2 separate regions of the Mus musculus genome follow, and region 1 is linked to region 2. The links are chromatin loops, found by intact Hi-C in ENCODE. Cell type or tissue: left cerebral cortex. All regions are shown on one strand.

Region 1 (2,500 bases), 54 kb before region 2:
TCAGCTTCCAGACTTCCTAGAGTTACAGTGGTAGGTTTTGCTCCCTCCCCTTTCTGCACCATTCGGTTTGTTTCTCATTGGGATGGAACAGCCCAGGGTAGCCAAGACGGTGCCAGGAAACCGGCGGGAATTAAGCTATCGTTATAGAAACGCTCTCCACGCCTTCCCATCCACCACTGAGCCTGACCTCAAAGCTGCAAGGTGAGTTAGACTCCATAGCCTGCACTTGTCTCTAAACTTGGGCTCAGTCACACAGATGGCTCAGCCTGCTATGGCGCCTTCTCAAACATCTGTCTTAGCAATGCCCCCCAGAAGGAAGCCAGATCCAAAAGTCCCCCAGCAGCCGGGTGAGCGCAGGGTTCTGGGATGCCGAGACTCCTCCCACTCACTCCACTTCTTTATCCTTTAACCTTTCTTTTTGAGAAAGTCACCTAGGAAACGCTTGAGCTGTGGAAGGCATATTCAGTCCCTGCCCTATTTTAATCCATTGTCCTAAGGGTGAATCCAAGAACCCGGGACTCGGGCCATTTCTTGTTCAATAGCTAAATGTGGCCCCAGCATTTGTGGCTGGGTCCCTCGTGGACACAGTCCCCGTGCTTCCAGTGTTCTCCTGCCCGCAGGGATAGGAGAACTCTTGCACAGTGCTCAGCACCAACATCAACAGTGGGCCAGCAAGTCTCACAAATGTCCCGTTACATCACGGTCCCCTTGGGGCAGCTGTTGGGCCCTGTGGGCTCTTGTACCCAGCTATAAAAAGCCCTATGCACTATACGAAATACCCACACACATTTTGCATACAATTTTTTGGCTTCAGAAGCCTGTTTGCAAGCTGAGAGTGGTGGCGCACACCTTTAATCCCAGCACTCGGGAGGCAGAGGCAGGCAGATTTCTGAGTTCGAGGCCAGCCTGGTCTACAGAGTGAGTTCCAGGGCAGCCAGGGCTACACAGAGAAACCCTGTCTCAAAAAAACAAACAAACAAACAAATGCCTGTGTGCTGCCTCATTTCTTCCTTTGGTGATTTTGTGATCTTCGCCATGGCTGTGCTGAGTCGTGCTGCACTGCAGGATGAAGGCAGGTGCCGGCCTTCCAGGGTCCATCTCAGACCTTGGAGATGCAAAGGTTTGACACTGGAAGTGGTGTCTCCTCTAGTGAAAGGTTCCCCTGCTGAACACACTGCTGCCTCCTAGGCTGAAGCTGAAGCTGACACTGCTATTTCTCTCCGCTCCCCAGGTAGTGCTGGCCCTTCAGGCTGAAGGTGGTGTTGCGCACCCTGCAGGTTGAAGGTGGTACTGCACCCCAAGCTGGAGGTGGTGCTGCACCCCACATGTGGGCTAAAGGTTCTACTGTTCCCACCCCAAGGCTGAAGATAGTACTCTGTCGTTCCCCCCCAGGCTGAAGGTGGTATTTGTATACACACACACACACACACACACACACATACACGGGTCACGGTGGTATTGTCCCCCCACAGGCTAAAGGTCATATTGCCCCTACAAGGCTGATGGTTGTACTGTTTGCCCAGGCTGAAGGTGACACTGCCCCTCTCCAAGTTAATGTCATCCTCATAGTACATCGGGAAGTTACTGCATCCCACCCGCAAGGCTGAGTGTATTCCTGTTCTAACAAGAAAGCAAAGGCTGGAATTGTCAGGTTGGCCCAGGAGTAATGGACTAAAATACACAGGACAGAGAGCCCTCACCACCTGCCAAGAGTCCCTGCTGAGAAATGCCAACTGCTTTCTACAACAAGGGAGTCATGACCAGAAGACACAAGGATGACTGAGAAACTGGAATGAGGTCCTGTTGGGAGAGATGCCTGCCTCTTTGGGATTCTGGAGGCTCCTCTGGGTACAAGTTCTGGAGAACAGCAGGAGGTGCAGGAACATGGCTCAGGGCCAGCTCTGGATGCACTTGAGGGCTGCGGTACACCTTGCCCTAGACAGAGCAGCCTTTGGATGTACACAGCACCCAACCGAGAACTGAGACCCCAGGGAAGCTTGCAGGTTTGAGCTGTTAGCCCCAGAATCCTAAGCTATGCAAGTCTAACTCAAGCAAGCCTTCCTGAAGATGTGAAATGGCCACGCTGGCCCCTGGACCTAGAACCCAGTTAAAGGCAAAGATTTTGTGAGGTTTGTCTCCACGTCACACAGTAACCACATTGGCTTTAGATTCATTCATTCTTTCTTTCTTTCTTTCTTTCTTTCTTTCTTTCTTTCTTTCTTTCTTTCTTTTTAATTCTTTAAACTGACCCTGGGATACCATGAAGATGATTTCCAGACCCAGAGAACCATGAAAGACTTGAAAAAAGTATTCTAACCTCCCCAAATATCCTTTGTTTGAAAAAAAAGTAGTATTTAGAAAAAAACAAGAGGTTTAAAAATCCTCCATTATTCAAAGCAGGGGAACTGGAAAAGTCATTCGATTTAAAAGTTTTCTTTAGGGGGTGTAAAGGTTGTGGCCGCTCCCTTGGGTATCAGGATGCAGGAAGCTTGGCCCAGGG
Region 2 (2,500 bases):
GGTTGTATGTAAGATACATTTTATAAACAAATTTATGGTAAATAAATTTGGTCACTGAATGAAGATGCTAAATAGTAATTTAGCTGGGCATACTGGTGTGGTGAATTAAATTCCAGCACTCCAGAGGCAGAGGCAGGGCAGAGTGAGTTCTAGGACAATCAAGGCTACACAAAGAAACCCTGTCTCTAAAAATAAATAAACAAATATACAAATAAACGAGGGGAGGGGAGAGAAATAATAGCAATTTAGTAGCAATACTCACTATCAAAATCTGCTCTTGGCTAGTATACTGGTTAGATGGTTTGCTTGACCCCATCCAGAGTTTAATTCTTAAAGTTCCCATCAAATCTTTCAAGTCTTGAATTTTAGGCATGTCAAGTCAGGAATCTCCAGCACAGGAAGGAGCCTCTATGTCAGGGTGTTGTATGTCTGCCTCACCAACTTTCCTTTATGAGACGATAGCAAAGTGTAACTGCTACAGTGAGATTCTTGTCTTGGGGGCAATGCAGAACTAGGCCCATCTTGAGTCCTATGTAGAGACCGTGTGGGAACCGGGTGAACCTTGCTCAGACTACCACTGGCTATAGTTGTCTCCATCTGATAAATGCATGGAAAATAGCCTCTGTGAAATGGAGCAAGAGTCTCACATTTCTAAGAGCGCAGAATGAAGGGTGAAGGTCGCGGATTTGAGGTCATGTGTTAAACCCAAAGTTGCCAGCAGTGCTGTGATTCTAAGTATGCTAACTTATTATTTATTTTGCAGTGGGATTAAACCTATGGTCTCATTCATGGTAGGCAAATGGTCTATCACTGAGCTGTTGCTATAAGTTTTAATATTCTGGTTCCAATATGAAACAAAGGCCTGCTGTCTGCCTACAGCAAGATTCTGTCCTCATTTTAGATGAAAACTCAAGACTTTCCCTAGCTTATCAGATAAGATAAAAAGCTAATTCTTCCCAGGGTAAAGAAAATGGGTAAGACCTTTAGCGGAAGAATGAGTCTAGGGAAAAGAATAAAAGTAGATTCTGTGATTATGTGTGTATAGAAAGACTATAAAATCCTCAGTCTTTATTGTCTCAGTCAAAACAAAATGCATTTATACCTACAAAAGGAAGCCGTGTGTAGTGCGGTGAGGCCGGCGAGTGACACGGGGCAGCGATCCTCACCGGATCCATGCACGCCCACAGTCAGCTGCTTCACGTGGGCGTGGCGTCCCAGGCAACTCTCCTTAAAGTGTTGTTAGCAGCTAAGGCCGGCCAACAGCTCTGTCTTCTTGCCTGGGAGTGCATAACCTCCACGAACATGAAATGAATCTGCTGAACCCTGACTTACTGCCGGGGCCTTTGAGAAAAGAGCAGCTGTGCACCCGTGGGTGACCGCGCCGGCACGGCACCTCTCTGGGAACGGGAGGAGTGCATCTTACAGCATTTGTGCAGATGCCCCGGAAGCACTGCTGTCTGCTGCAGAAACGCCAAGGGTCAGGCCGAGGCTCCTTCTGGTCTAGTTCCTACAGAAATTTTGCTTGCTATTGAACACATGCTCTAAAGTCAGGGGAAAACCGCTTTGTATTTTCCAGCGTGGTGGACATAAAGAGAAACAGCAGGAGATCACAGAGAAACTAAATGCTAACGCAGTCTCTCAGTTGTCTCATTTCTTTTTTGGTTTCCGCAGATTTCAGAGGAATTCCAGAAACAAAAAAACCTCAGTCAACACAGCCCCTTCAGTGGACCCCCGTGAATGGACGTTAAAGGATCAACAACACAGCTATGATTTGCATTTGCCATATGAACTTTACTGATAATAAGAAGTCAAAATAAGAATGTAGAAGGCAAAAAGAAATGTTATAATTTCAAAATAAGCCTATTTGGGAAAGGGCCAGTGTGTGTGGGGAAAGCTAAGAACTTCTGACACCACACGCAGCAGCGTCACACACACACACACACACACACACACACACACACACACACACACACACACAGAGTCACAAGACCGCGACTCAGTCCATCTGATGGTGCTCTCTGCAGCAATGGCAACAGCTACGAGCACTAACATCTCTAGCCCACAGATCTGAGTGTCAGTCACAAGCCTTTGCCTGAGCATCTTTCCCTAGCATCTGAACCGAGTCTTAGGCCAAACTGGTAGAAAAGCAATCATTAAGGCAAACGCTGTGCTTCTCCTGTGTTCCGAAGCTGACGGTCCTCAAAGGTTTACATCCAGGCACTACCCACTACCTGGAGACTCTGTGAGACTGTCCCCATGTTAAATCCTTTCTGCTTAATACAGCAGTAAGTTACAGTGAGAGCAAGCGAGAACAGCTTTTATTGTACTGGGGATAGAGAACTCAAAGAGGCACCTCCCATACTGATACGACACACACACACACGCACACACACACACACAAACAGGAAAGCAATGTGAAATGAAACACACGTCGGCTACACAGCACTCCCCTAAGGGAGAGTACTTTCCTGGAATTGTACAATTGAGCAAGTTCACTCCT

What was found. A loop is a pair of places that touch in the nucleus more often than their neighbours do. Peaks named below come from ENCODE experiments on the same cell type or tissue, not always from the same donor. Only the 100,000 strongest peaks of a DNase experiment are listed, where the experiment ranks them.
Region 1: it touches region 2 in a loop (1.9-fold over the local background); 4 of 42 quality-filtered maps call a loop at or near these places.

Annotation. Positions count from the first base shown.
Region 1 is chr16:91,883,147-91,885,646 of GRCm38, reverse strand. All of the region lies in intron 28 of Itsn1 (intersectin 1 (SH3 domain protein 1A)), which reads right to left. Among named protein-coding and RNA genes, the nearest start is that of Gm52262, 20 kb to the left of the region's middle. In left cerebral cortex, a CTCF peak has its summit at 1,275; DNase peaks (open chromatin) are centred at 157 and 442; H3K27ac peaks cover 617 bases.
Region 2 is chr16:91,829,262-91,831,761 of GRCm38, reverse strand. The region is part of intron 16 of Itsn1 (intersectin 1 (SH3 domain protein 1A)); the gene reads right to left. Among named protein-coding and RNA genes, the nearest start is that of Gm52262, 74 kb to the left of the region's middle. In left cerebral cortex, no CTCF peak of the experiment used is centred here; a DNase peak (open chromatin) is centred at 1,285.